Linked DNA regions of Homo sapiens: region 2 is linked to region 1. The links are chromatin contacts, found by Hi-C or POLR2A ChIA-PET in ENCODE. All regions are on one chromosome and are shown on one strand. The core of a region is the stretch at or near the end of the contact, and the rest is flanking DNA. Distances in the headings are between cores, read along the strand shown. Region 1 has its middle 47 kb from the start of GALNT7. Region 2 overlaps GALNT7 (polypeptide N-acetylgalactosaminyltransferase 7).

What was found. A loop is a pair of places that touch in the nucleus more often than their neighbours do. ChIA-PET counts read pairs that join two places held with the same protein, here RNA polymerase II (POLR2A). Pooled maps may share reads with other maps.
Region 2: a loop to region 1 is called in a pooled map, with 2.3 times the contacts of the local background. The contact joins two enhancer-like sites. A Hi-C loop is called at or near these places in 20 of 37 single-sample maps with no recorded cell type and 5 of 50 pooled maps. POLR2A ChIA-PET finds 5 or more read pairs at or near these places in 2 of 52 experiments (MCF 10A and OCI-LY7).

What each region holds. Positions count from the first base shown.
Region 1 is chr4:173,118,006-173,125,808 of GRCh38, reverse strand. No RefSeq gene overlaps it. Among named protein-coding and RNA genes, the nearest start is that of GALNT7, 47 kb to the left of the region's middle. Within about 2 kb of position 4,613, at least 2 of the 41 ENCODE cell types and tissues checked have a DNase peak (open chromatin) inside an H3K27ac peak, as active enhancers do.
Region 2 is chr4:173,260,052-173,267,854 of GRCh38, reverse strand. The region is part of intron 2 of GALNT7 (polypeptide N-acetylgalactosaminyltransferase 7); the gene reads right to left. It overlaps LOC124900812 (a long non-coding RNA gene), which reads left to right. Exons shown (of 3, transcript XR_007058367.1): 2 at 1-3,527; 3 at 5,164-7,803. Among named protein-coding and RNA genes, the nearest start is that of MIR548T, 4.2 kb to the left of the region's middle. Within about 2 kb of position 3,039, at least 5 of the 41 ENCODE cell types and tissues checked have a DNase peak (open chromatin) inside an H3K27ac peak, as active enhancers do.

The DNA of each region.
Region 1 (7,803 bases), core at 3,364-5,863:
CTCACAACCTGTTACTACTCAGCTAAATTTAAGGGAATATTTTCCACTCAGATTGGACTACCCATTGTTCCTTGGCTCTGCTTGCATTTTCGAAGTCATTGGTTTTGTTGCTCTGTAGGCCAGGAGTGTCTTCTCTCAACTTAGTCTGAGTCAAACTCTCAAACTCCTATGCATCCTCTGAAGCTCAGTTCTGGTGCCACCTTTTCTTCTCCTTCAGGAGATCTTCCTTATATCTTCCTTCATCCTCCCCAGTACACGCTTATCCCGCTGCTCTCACATTTTACCGTGCTCTTATTACATTTTGGCTTGTCATTCATTTGACTCATAGCACATGCAGCTTGTACTGTTATCATGTATGATCTTAGTAAGACCTTATAATTCCTACTCAATTATAACTTCCTTGAGGGAAGAGATTGAAATATGTGATACTCTCTCTGACATCACCACTTAGATGTGTCTTAAGGCAAGTGAAGTTAATTTGCCTGTGTTTTTGTTTTTCCATCTGCTTCATGGAGACAGTCATGCCCTTCCTATCTATCTCACTTCCTTTTTGAAGATAAAATACATAAGGTGTTTGCATTTCACAGAGCTACTACAAAGGACTACAGAGTTCTTACGTGAATCTGCTCAAGATTTGCTGTGACTTGCTGTAGAAGGTCAGTATACTTTTGGGAATGGATAGGAAAGTGAAAGCGGAATTATTCTGAGAATTATTCGTGGTTGTGACTGTGTATAGACCACCCCAGTATTTTGTGCTTTCACTTGGATATTAAGTTGACTAACTTTTTAACAGTCCTAAGGGAAGTAAGAAAAATGGAGTCATGGGAATGGAGAATGGTGCAGCTACTTTGGAAAACAGTCTGGGAGTTCCTGAAATAGTTAAGCATGGAGTTACTACATGACCCATCAATTCCACCCCTAGGTATCTATCCAAGAGAAATGAAAACATATATCCATACAAAAATGCATGCACGCATGTTTATAGCAACATTAACGCATCTTAGAATAGATAGAAACAACTCAATTGTCATCAACTGATGAGCAGTAATACAACGTGGTGTATTTACACAGTGGAATGTTATTCTGCCATAAAAAGGAATGAAGCAGTGATAACAGGTGACAACGTAGATTAACCTTGAAAACATCATGCTAAGTAAAAGGAGATAGTCACAAAAGATCTCACATTATATCATTTCATTTATATGAAATGGCCTGAATAGATAAACCCCTGGAGACAGAAGATAGATTAGTAGTTGCTTGGAATGGGAGGTGGCAGGGGAAGATGGGGGACAGATAGGCAATATCTAAAGAGCACAGGGTTTCTTTCTGAGGTGATAAAAATGTTCTAAAGTTGACTGTGGGTCCGGCATGGTGGCTCATGCCTATAATCCCAGCACTTTGGGAGGCTGAGGCAGGCAGATCACTTGAGGTCAGGAGTTCAAGACCAGTCTTGCCAACTTGGTGAAACACTGTCTCTACTAAAAATACAAAAAATTAGCCAGGCATGGTGGCGCGCACCTGTACTCCCAGGTACTCAGGAAGCTGAGGCAGGACAATTGCATGAATCTGGGAGGTGGAGGTTGCAGTGAGCCCAGATTGTGCCACTGCGCTCCAGCCTGGGCCACAGAACAAGACTCTGTCTAAAAAATAAAACATAAATAAATAAAAATAATAAAGTTGACTGTGGTTATTGTTGCATGTATCTGTGAATATACTAATATTCACTTAATTGTACACTTTAGATGGGAAAATTATGTGATGTGTGAGTTGTATTTCAATAAAACTGTTTAAAAAAAAACAAATCTAAAACTAAGTGACAGAAAAAAAGGATTCCACAACCTATCAATATCTATTCAAGTTTCTTGAATCAAAACAGTCAAGGTAATCTAAGACTGAAATGTTAAGCCGAGGGATTCTATCTTACGTGTTCTTGGTGTTAGTCCCTTGTTTGCCCTCAACTCATTCCTACTCCCCTGGCAGAAATTGTGTTCTGCATTCTCTGTTTCTGTGTTCTTATTTGATGCTGAACTTTGTGACTCATGGATCCACAGAATTCTATTAACTTGCCATTACTAATTTTTGATTTTAAACATAGCTATGTCAGGTTGTCAAAATATAAATTTTTATTATAAAAGATTATACTTATTGGGGGTAGAGAGGACAAAATCCTGGCTTCCCAAATATAGGGGACACTTGAACAGCATCAATTTCTGCAAATGCTCTTATGTTGTGGCCAATTATACAGGACAAAGTTTATGCAGACCATGACTTTTTGCAGTTGTTGGAGGTAACCAGTTTTCTCTGCTTTCTGAGACATGTGCTAAGATCGCCAATGAATTACTGAAGAGTTTTCATTTCTCTGTGTAATACATACATTGTTTTACATAAACTCAATTTCACCTTTCTGGTCTATTTCCTCTTTTAAGTATAACAGGAATTTGTGAGCCTCCCAACCCTTTCCTAGGGGCGGATGTTTTAAACAACATGAGGCAATCCAGAAGTTTGGCCTTACCATCTCTCCTGCAGATATCCCTCTGCTGTCTCTGGCATTCTGGGTTTCTTGGCTGCCACAGTAGCCTCTGTTTCTTAACATCTCCAGGGACTGTCTTCTCTTGGTGCTGGAGAGAATGTAATGAAGAAGCCTCCTTCCTTTACTTTTCCCTTATTCCCTTGACACTTCAGCCTCTTCAATGGGAAAACATCAGATGTCATGGAATATATAATGTGTATCAAAAAGCAGTAATAATGATAACAGGAACATTAATACAAACACTTATTGAGCACCTACTGTATACCATTAACTAACACACAGACTGCCTCTGCATGTCACGGCCTGCTGGCTGAGTCCTGCCCCCATAGTGTCAAGCTCTTGTCATATGGCCCTTCCCAGGCAGCCCTTCCTGTTGTTGGGTTCTGGTAACCACTCCCTCCCTTACTCCACTTCAGGCCTTGGGGTGGTAACACCTGCTCTACCAGCCCCAGATATTTCACTAACCCCTTGTGATCTCTCGTTTTTATTAAAATTTCCTTCAATTTTCCTGTTACGAGCATGCCACTTATTTCCTGCCGAAGCCCTAACTGATGCAGTCCCTTGGGTGTTCCCCCATTCCTGACCTGGTTCCACCTGAGTTCACACCCATGCCTCATCTGGCTCATGGCCAAACTCAAGTTGACTGTGAGCCCGGCATGGTGGCTCACGCCTATAATCCCAGCACTTTGGGAGGCCGAGGCAGGCGGATCACTTGAGGAGAGGAAATTCTTTAATTAGCAGAACTCTGGTTAACACCTGCAGAAAATCTCGTCTTCATTATTGTGCCTAAAATCATCAGGTTCAGATTCTTTTCTACTCTGCCTGGAGGGTCTGGCAGCATGAACAAAAGACCGTAGTAGCTTTAGTGGCCTCCTGGAGAACATTACCAACTGTCACTGAATTACTTTGATTCCGAATTTGGGGAGTTGCTCTCCCACTCATCCTCATTCATAAATGAATTGGGATTCATAGTCTTGCTTCTTTGGATTTATGTTTCCGCTTTATCTTTTCCTCCAAAATTCTAAATATAGGAGTAAATACAGAGTCCTAGGGATGACCTTCAGGGAGGTGCCTAATATAGTTTTTGAAGGGCCAGGAAGTCTTCTTGCAGGAAGTGACAGGGGTTGGCCAAGTCAGGAAAGGATTTTCTAGGTGGAGGGAACAGTGTGTGCAAAGGCACAGAGGCAGGCAAATGCATGAGCAATTTGGAGAAATGCAAGACTGCATGGTTCCCAGGGCTTATCCTGTACAAACATCCTCAGGTATTAAGGATGAGAGATCAGGTGTGTTGTTATTAAGGCCACATTGGTTGTGTATTGCTAGCATGTATTGCAGTTGATTAGTGCCTGGGGTGAGCAACCATCCCAATTTGCCCAGGAGTGTCCCAGTTTTAACACTGAGATTCCCATGTCCCAGAAAAGCCCTTAGTTCCAGACAAACTAAGGCCATTGATCACTGTATATTGTTACAGCAGTTGTTAAATATTTTGGACATCACCCCTGCCTTTAATATATGTGCAATCATATATATAATGTATTACATACACACACACACACATTCTTGAGTCCTTATTTTACAAGGTTATAGCTTTACATACTCTTCTTTTAGTTTTGAGCAGGATTTCTACCTAGATACTGCATTCTCATGTATCATCTAAGATGACCTCCTCTCCCCTTGACAGTGTAAAGTATTTTTCCATACATGTAGTCTCTGAGGCATCTTGAACTTTCCTTTCCTGCTATCAGATGAGCTCCCCTCAAGGATCTTTGAAGAACTCTCTTCAGACTTTTCTGCTTAGAGGAAATTCCTTTTTAGCCTCAAAAGATAGCTGGCTGTATTAAAAGAAGTGCTGCTATGACTGGAATGTTTGAAGATTGCTCCAGAAATTGTGGCTTCGTTTTAGTTTTAATTTTAGTTTCTGAATTACGTATTTAATATAGACCAATTTGCAAGAATAGCAGATATCCCAGCTGATTTCTGTAGCAGGCAGAAGTGTTCTTCCTATCTGCTGTTCTCTGAGCCAAACAGCTGTGCTTTGAATCTGCTCCCCGGGCAGCTGCCTTATGCTGTGACCCTCCCAGCACACTTCCTGCTTGATTGCCACACCTGGAAGCCCAGAATGTCACTGGACTGACTGAAGCAGGCAATGCATACCACAGAGAAGTCTGTCATTGCTCCTTCTTACACATGTCTGAAACTTACAGACATCGTAAATGATTTGCCAAAATTTAAATGTCTACATAGAATTGTGGTAGGCCTGCTTAATGGTAAATGCATATTCTATGTTTGAAAAATGTTTCACTTTGTTGTAGGCCGAAGCATTAATCTGTAACTCTATGAGTTCTGGTAACTTATCTCCAAGCTTGCTAAGTTGTTGTCATTATTATTATTATTATTATTATTATTATTATTATTATTATTATTGTTTTGCTGGAAAATCAGCTTTGGAAACACAGCAGGATGAATAACGGCCCAAGTTCATGTCCCAAGGAATTCATGCTCCACTGTTGTCCCCAGAGTCACATTTCCCATGTCTTAGCCTTTGCCAAATCCATACCAACAAAAAAAAGCTATACAGTTTCCTCTACTTTGGTCTGTTATGTCTGCTAATTATTTACTAGTTAATTCACCAAATATTCATGAAACTCTCCCATGTGGCAGACACTGACAGGAACATCCCCACCCCTGCTGTCCAAATGTTGGTGGCAATTCCAGACCACCTTGGGAGGCTTGTATTTTGGGGAATATACGAGTCAACCCACATTACATATTTCCAAGTTCCATCCCTATTTTTCAGTGTTTTTGAGGAGGAAATCTAAATACAGTACCTCAGATCATGAAAAAATTACTTTCTTTCCATTGGAGTGGTATATTTTTAGAGTTTAAAAGGGATTTGGCAAACCTGTGGTCATACTCTTTCAAGGCTGTCTTTTTCTCTTCATTTACATGGACTTTTACCTATCTGTGGTTATTTGCCTCTCTGCTTTTCCCTATTATTCCTGGAAGGCAGGGCTGGGTCATATTAATTGTAGAATTCCCAACATTTGGTTAGGTGTGCAAAAGATGCTAAAAAGTCGATTGGAAAACAATTGCATGAATCACTTACCCCAGAGAGGTAAGTGATCTGTTTAAAGTCAAAAACTAATTGGTGATTTCTGTGTGTACCCCAGTAACGTGTAATTAGGACCATATAAGCCCAGTAATGAGAAGGCTCAAAGTCAGCCCAACCAAGACTGGGTGAAAGGCATGAGTCAGACAGACACGCAAGTCTGGACAGACAAGCCAAGTGAACATGAATTATTGCCTCCTTATAATAAAAGGACCTGAAAAATTGAGGATTTATGGGTGGAGTTGAATGAAATGAAAAGCAAATAAATGCCTGGTCTAATCTGTGAAAGAAGCAGGAAGAATCTTGAAGAAAACTGATACTCTGCATTTTTTTAATCAGAAGGTTAAGGAGAGGAATCTGCTAATCTGAAAAAAATTTTGATATGATGCCATTTTTGAAACAAAATCATATATACATAAAACAAATTGTGTAAGGGTAAAATCATATATACATAAAATCACATATACATAAAACAAATTGTGTATTAGTCCGTTCTCACACTACTATAAAGATATACTGGGTAATTTATAAAGAAAAGAGGTTTAATCATCTCATGGTTCTATGGACGATACAGGCTTCTGCTTCTGAGGAGGCCTCAGGAAACTTACAATCATGGCAGAAGGTGAAGGGGAAGCAGGCACATCTTCACGTGAATGGCAAGGGGTGGGGTTGGGGGAGGAGGTGCTAACACATTTTTAAACAAGCAGCACTAGGGGGATGGTACTAAACCATTAGAAACCACCCCCGTGATGTCAGTATATGTATTAAATTTTTAATAGAGATTGTCTTGGGGATAGAATTATTAAGTACTTTGCTGAGTATTTTTTTTTAACTTTTAAATTCAGGGATCCATGTGCAGGTTTGTTACATAGGTAAACAAGTGTCATGGGGGTTTGTTGTGCAGATTATTTCATTGCCCAGGTATTAAGCCTGGTACTCATTAGTTATTTTTCCTGATCCTCTCCCTCCTCCCACCCTCCACTCTCCAATAGGCCTGTGTGTGTGGTTCCCCTCTATGTGTCCATGTATCCTCATCATTTTATCTCCCACTTGTAAGTGAAAACATGTGGTATTTGGTTTTCTGTCCCTGTGCTAGTTTGCTAAGGATGATGGCCTCCAGCTCCATCCATGTCCCTGCAAAGGACATAATATCATTCTTTTTTATGGCTGCATAGTATTCCATGGTGTATATGTATCACATTTTCTTTATCCAGTCTATCATCGATGGGCATTTAGGTTGATTCCATGTCTTTGGCATTGTGAATAGTGCTGCAGTGAACATACACATGCATGTGTCTTCATAATAGAACGATTTATATTCCCTTGGGTATATACCCAGTAATGGGATTGCTGGGCTGAATGGTATTTCTGTCTTTAGGTCTTTGAGGAATTGCCACACTGTCTTCCACAATGGTTGAACTAATTTACGCTCCCAACAACAGTGTATAAGCATTCCTTTTCCTCAGCAACCTTGCCAGCATCTATTGTTTTTGACTTTTTAATAATAGCCATTCTGACTGGTGTGAGATGTATCTCATCATGGTTTTGATTTGCATTTCTCTAATGATCAGAGCTTTTCTCCATATGATTGTTGACTGCATGTATGTCTTCTTTTGAGAAGTGTCTGTTCATGTCCTTTGCCTACTTGTTAATTGGGTTGTTGTTTTTTCTTGTAAATTTAAGTTTCTTATAGATGCTGGATATTAGACCTTTGTCAGATGCAAAGTTTGCAAATATTTTCTTCTATTGTGTAGGATGTCTATCTACTCTGTTGATAGTTTCTTTTGCTGTGCGGAAGCTCTTTTGTTTAATTAGATCCCATTTGTCAATTTTTGCTTTTGTTGCAATTGCTTTTTGCATCTTCATGAAATCTTTGCCTGTGACTATGTCCTGAATGGTATGCCTAGGTTGTCTTCCAGGATTTTCATAATTTTGGGTTTTACTTTTAAGTTTTTAATCCATCTTGAATTAATTTTTGTATATGGCGTGAAGAGGGGTCCAGTTTTAATCTTCTGCATGTGGCTAGCCAGTAATCCCCACACCATTTATTGACAGGGAATCCTTTCCCCATTGCTTGTTTCTGTTGGTTTTGTCAAAGATCAGATGGTTGTAGGTGTGCGGCCTTATTTCTAGATCCTCTATTCTGTTCCACTGGTCGATGTGT
Region 2 (7,803 bases), core at 1,790-4,289, 140 kb before region 1:
ACCGGTGGAGCTCATGTGTGATATGCCTTTTATGTCCTTTAGCACATTTGTTACCCACAATAACTTTACAAGCCAAGTATTATTATCCACAATTGCTAGAAGAGGAAACCAAAGCTCCCTAAATGCTCAATATCATGCTCATCACTCTTTCAGCTCTGTATGGGATTCCCAAAGTGAACCTCATGTGTATTTATGAACTTGGCACTCTCGGATACCATGCAGCACCCCTCATTTTCTGTGAGCTCTGCTTGCTGAGGTGAAGACTCTGCTGCAAAGGGGCCCCTGGTCCTGTGAAGCTGGTCCCCCTGCTGTGCCTATTCTAAGGAATGGCCATTGCTGATGACATTTGCTGGTCTGTGCCCAGGCATGGTTTCCTGGCGCTGCAGAAGCCACTGGCTGGTAATCTGCCTATGGGTGTCCACAAACCCTCAAGTACAGAAATTTGCCATCCTTCAGTTTGACAGGCATTTTAATGGAATGCTCTTTCAGTGTATCTCCCTAGCATTCAGGTACGCGTTTCAGGGGCCAGGCTGGAGGGTGATCTAAGTGACAGGCATGGTACAATGGTAAATTTTGCCCATACCCTCAACACTGATCCTCTACTTCTAGGCCATACTAAGGTGGCTTTTAAAAATTAATATATGATAATAGTACCTATTTATGGGATACATGTGATATATGGATACATGCATATAATGGGTAATGATCAAAGCAGGGTATTTAGGATATGCACCACCTCAAACATTTATCATTTCTTTGTGTTGGGAACATCCCAAATATTCTTTTCTAGCCCTTTTGAAATACACAATACATTGTTGTTAACTATGGTCACCTGCTGTCCTATTGACCATTAGAACTTATTCCTTCCAGCTAACTGTATGTTTATAGCCATTAGCCAACCCCTCTTTATCCCACATCCCAGCCCTCCACACACACACACACACACACACACACACACACACACACACACACACACACACACACACCCTTCCCAGCCTCAGGTAGCCGTCATTATACTCTCTACCTCCATGAGATCAAATTTTTTAGCTTCCACGTGAGTGAGAACATGCAATACTTGTCTTTCGGTGCCTGGCTTATTTTTAACATAATGTCCCCCATGCTCATCCATGTTGCCGAAAATGGCAGGATTTTATTATTTTTATATCTGTTCTCTTATTAATAGTATAACTTCTTACAACTTAGATTTAAGCAGAGGCCCTTCTACATATAATTGGAATTTTATATGTCCACATTTAAAAAGAGTTACCTTGGGATTGATAACATACTTCTTTTGCTCCTAAGTAAAAATTTTTATTACTATAAAATGTTTCACAAATGTATCAAAAATACTACAATTAAAACTACTGCTCTGATCAACACACTTTCGTGCTCTTTTGTCTGGTATAGTGAAAGGTCGGTCCTAGAAGACCTGGATTCATTCTTCTCAGCCACTTAATTTAATCCTGGATGATCACATACTGTTTATACTTGGGATTCCTTATCCACAAAGTGAGGGATCTCTCACAGTACCAAGGAACCCCTCTGGCCCCCTTCAGTTCTAAAATTCTTTTCTTTTCTTTTTCTTTTTCCTTTTTGAGACAGAGTCTTGCTTTGTTGCCCAGGCTGGAGTACAGTGGTGCTATCTCAGCTCACTGCAACGTCCGCCTCTCGGGTTCAAACAATTCTTGTGCCTCAGCCTCCTAAGTAGCTGGGATCATGGCCGCACGCCACTAGGCCCAGCTAATTTTTTTGTATTTGTAGTAGAGACAGGGTTTCGCCATGTTGGCCAGGCTGGTCTCGAAATCCTGGCCTCAAGTGATCCATTTGCTTCATCCTTCCAAGGTGCTGGGATTACAGGCATGAGCCATTGAGCCTGGCCAGTTCTAAAATTCTATGACACATTTAATATATTATGAGCAAGGTTCTTGAAGCGTCCAAGCCATTCCCTTTAAAAGCTACCATGTGACTCCCAAAGTGCAATCTTATGCACTGGGCTCCCATCCATTCTGATAAGCAGTTTATCTGGGCCATTTGAAGACTGAGATGAAAGCAAAGCGCTAGACTCAGAAAAAAGAAATGAAAAAGGTAAAAACTCTGAAAAGACATGTGGAAGAAATTCAAGACAATCCCATATTGCTTCAGAGAAGGAAGAAGGGAGAGAGACAGGGTGGGGGGTGGGGGAGGGAGGGAGATTGGGGGGAATGAGGGGGTCTTGGGGGTGGAGAGACAGAGACAGAGAGAGAGAGAGAGAGAGAGAGAGAGAGAGATGCTTACGCCACCATCACTGCTAGTAAAACAGCTAGCATGTACTTGCTGCTTACCATGTGCTAGGTGGTGAGCTAAACATGTCACAAACCTGAGGTCATGTAGAGAAGGCTGGTAAGGGTAAAGGATAAGGAAATATACGGGATGATAAGCTTTTAGAACAAAAAATAAGTTTTCTATGTTCTAAAAGTCATGAATGTATATACAGAGATATGGGGAAAGACCATGACAACTATTCACCAAACAGTAGCTGGCTCTGGAAAGGTCACTTCTTAGTATGTCAGGCAAAATGGGTTTCCTCCACCCCTGGAGCTGGCACAAACAAAGGCTAATAGAGGAAGACATTCTCATAACAGGATTATATCCTGGAAATGCTAGCATGGTTGAGCTTGGCAATATAAAATGGCTGACTGTCCTCCAGCTAATCCATCTGGTCCCCTGCCTGCTCCTGGGGAAACCGAAGAAGGGCAAGCCTGGTATCCTGGCTGCGTCTGATGCTCTCCTTGCCAGGATGGGCACAGTGTTGAGTGGCTTGTACATGAAGCGCAAGTTTTGCCAAACAGTGCAAGTTGCTAAAGTGCTGGGATCAAAGCAGCATTTGCTTCTGCACCAATACTAGGTAGCCAAGTAAATAGATGCCACATCTATCATTATTTTCCAAAAAGAGCTGTCGCACCTGGCAGTGGCCCAAGGGCTGTGAAGCCACTCCCCCCTCCAGGATGCAGGAAGAGGCAATACCACAAAAGAAAGCATGCCACAAAGTTCAGGCTCGAGTGATAACAGCTGCACACCAGCTGCTTGCTGGCTGGTTCTATTCAGCTTTTTTATCTAGAGAAACAATTGTGGAACACCCAGGGGAGAATGTAGAAACACAGAAAAACTTAATTTTAAAATGAGAGAGACCTGGGAAAACATCTAGGTCTCAGGTTTCCAAACTTGTTGGAGGAGCCCACGGATTTAAAGAAGGTGCCAAGAACAAAAGCATAGAGTTGCCTAGGAAGTCACTTGAAAAAGGATTCTGGGGCTTCTTGTGGTTAAAACAAGTTAGAAAAATTGACGACTCCCTCTTTTTCAGATAAGAAAATTGAGACTCAGAGGATAATACGGAAGAGCAATACCCATCTAACCCTACTGTGTGCTCAGAGAACTCACACCGTATTGGGACAGAGATACAAGAATCAACACCACAGTGTGTAGACTCACACATTATACCTTATAATGGACACTGATGGGAAAAATAAGACAATTTATCATCTTGCAAGGTTGGCTTTGTCTTATAACATTTTGCCTGGTATCATAACCACTCATATCTTAGTTACTCTGGCTTTGGGTGAATTCTTCTGATTCCATTATATATCTGCTTAACGTTTTACAATCATTAGAATACAAACAGTAAGTTACTGCTTACTCAGGTATCATATAGCAGATATTTTTCTTTTGAAAAGGGAAGGGTGGAGGGGGTGGAAAAATCGAAATATGCCCTCAGGTTGGTATATTATTTTCCTACTGAAAATTTGGTCCTAAGACTAACTTTAAAACAATTATTTTGTCTATGTATATCACTACTTATTGATAAAAGTAACTTGCTAAAGGGGGAAGGCTTTGCGTGGAATAGCTTTGCAGATGTTCCAAACCAATGAGCTAGCAGTTTAGAACCTAGGTAATCAGACTAATGTCTGACCACAGGTATTCATCATGTAAATACCATTGATCTTATTTTATGATGTGTTTATATTTATCTTAGCACTATCTCTAGACTTTAAAAAATATGGACAACTTTTGGGAACCCTGTTCAATGAATTCTTGGCATTCCAAAAGCAATCATTACAAAATACTGATATTATAATAAAATACCCAACTAATAAATTGATGAACCTTGAACCCTTGGGTTTTGTTCCCATGAGTTCCTTTAATTTTAATTAATAGGATGATGGTAAAATAAATTACTCCTTCCAGTTTGGAGGCTGGTTGCCCTATACCATTTAAAACCATTTTAGTCCCAGGAATATTAAAGCTGGCCGATTTGCTATTATTTTATCCATCAATCCTAAGTAATTAGTGTAGAGATAGGATTTCATACTATCCGGCCATCTATGTTTGTGCAGATGTTGACTGCACTTCTGCAATATAAAATCAAGTTTTTCTTCTGTATCAGTTAATTAAAATAGAGCTCAATACAATTTTGAGTAAGTGAGCATCTTAATTATCTAAATCATCACTAAGCACAGAATCTCTGAAATTACCAGTAAATCAAGTATAAGAGATTAAATTTTACTTTATAAAATAATGCTGTATTTGTCAATAATCAAACTGGAAGACTGCTGATGACAAACTTTTTCTGAGGAAACTTATTATTCACCTTCTTCATTCTAAAATCTATAGCAGCGGCTTTTTCAAAGTATGATCCACAGATTTGTGGGGTCCCCAAGGCCCTTTCTGAAGTTTGGTGAGGTCAAAATTATTTTGCTGATCATATGAAGATACTATCTTTTTCACTGTGTGGATATTTACTCTGATGGTACCAAAGCAAAGTGGGTAAAACTGCTGGTGCCTTAGCATAAATCAAGGCAATGACACCAAATGGTACCCATATTTAAGTTATTCTTCATAATAATATACCCTAATATACTTAATATACCTTCATAAATATACCCTAAATATAAAACACATACCACTTACACTGAATGACCTTGATGAAGCAGTAAGTCTTCCTTGATGAAGATTTATTAATTTTATTAAATCCCTTGAGTGTATGCCTTTTTAATATTCTGTGAGACGAAATGGGAAGTATGCATGAAAGACTTCTATTAGATATTCAACTATGATGGGTGTGTCAAGGAAAAGCGTCTGAGACTGATCTGTATGCTGAATAAGTTTTTATGATTTATTTTTTAATAGAATGCCATTTTCACTTGAAAGAAACAAAGGACAAACTATGGTCACTGAGATTGGTTATCTGGAAGTTTTTTGAACATGAATGAAGGGAGCCTGTCACTTCAACAAAAACAACTGACATCACTTGTTGCCAATGACAAAACTTGAGCTCTCAGGCGAAACTAAGAAATTTGGAAATATGACAGTTTCTCAGGAGTTAAGGCCTTTCCAATGAGACTGATGATGATGTTAACAAATGTATTGTTCTTATCATTATATAATGAAATTGTCAATATTTAAAAGATCTGCATTACTTGGGAAACCAATATTTTCCAAATGACCAACTCCTGATATTACAGCATCATACAATGGTAAAATGTCCTGTTAAAGTGCAAGACAGACTAGAAACAGTACTAAAGGTTCTTTTTTATGCTTTCAGATTCTATATTGCAGCTACTTTTTTAAAAAACTACCACTAGTTTTTAGTACAGTATCAAAAAGGAGTATCCACAATTACTTGAAAAAAGCTATTAAAATGCTCCCCCCTTTTGCAATTACATATCTGAGTGAGGCCAGATTTTCTTCATATATTTCAACTAAAACAACCCAGGGGCATAGACTGAATGCAGAGGTAGGTGTTGGAATTCAGTTATCTTCTATAAGCCAGACATTACAGAAGTTGGTAAAAATCTAAGACAATGATACTCGTTTCTTTTAATTTTAAAAAAATTATTTTCATAAAATATGTAATATGTAATGAAATTATTATTCTTAAATGAATTAACGATTAAAATTTTATTTTAATTTCAATGTTGTATATTTTGATAGTTAACTGACATAAATAAAAGCCTAATTATTTGCAGCTATCTATTATTTTTTATTTTTTAAATTTTTTTTGAGACTGAGTCTGGCTCTGTCCCCCAGGCTGAAGTACAGTGGCACAGTCTCAGTTCACTGCAGCCTCCACCTTCCGGGTTCAAGCAATTCTGCTGCCTCAGCCTCCTGAGAAGCTGGGATTACAGGTGCGTGCCACCACACCTGGCTAATTTTTTTTTATTTTTAGTAGAGATGAGGTTTCACCATGTTGGCCAGGCTGGTCTCGAACTCCTGGCCTCAGGTGATCCACCCGCCTTGGCCTCCCAAAGTGCTGGGATTACAGGCGTGAGCTGCCATGCCCAGCTGTAGCTATCTATTTTTTAAGCACGTTAAAGGGTGCTCTGTAAGCTCTGACAAGCCAAGTTATTAAATAAGTGTAGTGCAGGTCCTTGAATAACATTGCCTCATTCAACCTTGTTTTGTTTTAATGCTGATGAGAAAAAAAAAAACAAAAAAAAACTGATGCCACTGTCTGGGTAGAGTTTGCACACCCTTCCCTTGTCTGCATGGGTTTTCTCTGGATATACATCCCCAAGCTGTGCCCATTAGGTGAAATGCTGTGTCTACATAGCCTAGGGTGAATGAGTATGGGTGTGTCTGAGTACACCTGTGATAGGATGGCGTCCTGGCCAGGGAGGGTGCCCATCTTGTGTTTTCAGCAGCCAGAATTTGTTCTGGCTGCACACCACCCTAAACTGGAATGAGTGGATTGCAAATTATATGAATAAATACAAATTACTGTGAAATAAAAATGTGTAATGTAGACGACAATTATACAGATGCAGGACAATAAATGATGTGGGACAGAAGCGCTCAGCAAGCTCCCCACATTTGTTATTGCTTGTTTTTGAACTGCATGGTGGTGGAAGGTACTCCTGACAATTTTCGCTTCGTAAACGTTTACTCGTTGATTAAATTCACCACCACTATGAGTACCATCACTCATGGGTTCACCAAAAATTGAGTAAATCATCATCTTACTTGTTTTTATTAATATTTATTAAATGTATGCATACTTCACATTTATTTCAATATTTAATATTAGAAGTATTTTGGTCCTTACTTAGAAGTTTGGTGATATTTTTGTGACCAGAAACATGCCATAGGAACTTGACTCTTGTTTATGTTGTAAGGCACAATAACAAACATAAAAAGGCATGCTCATTTCTACTTGCCAACATAATTTCACAAAGCTCTTGATTCAGTGATGACATACAGCTCTGTAAAAAATACTTTAAAGACAAAACAAAATAAAACACATGGCCCCACCACAACTCTTGCCTCAGTCACTACATTTCTTAAAAGATCAATGATCCTAGTCCTTGTCTTTTCCTATACATAAAATAACATTTGACAAAATTAATGATTATACTTCTATAACCTATCACCAAATATACTCTTACACTGAAACTTAGATATAATTTTACACATATTAAATCTTCACCACCTACATGTAAACCATAAACTAAAATACTGCCTTAAAACAGCCTGACAGAATTGCTTCTGGGTTATAAGCCTCAGTCTATAGTCCTCAGTAAGACTTCCAAATAGAACTAACTTTAATTATTTAAAAGCTTAAATTTTTTTCCTTCAGTCAACAATATCAATTTGCCTATGGTAAAATTAGCTTCATTGTACATCTTCTTCCTGAACCTATTGAAGACACTGAGCAAGGACTCATAGTATTGTTACGTACTTTACCTTTGTATAATTCATTCTGGCATTCGATGGTATGTAACTACAATATTTATAAGTGAATTTCTTATAATAGTCCTGATAAGTATACTG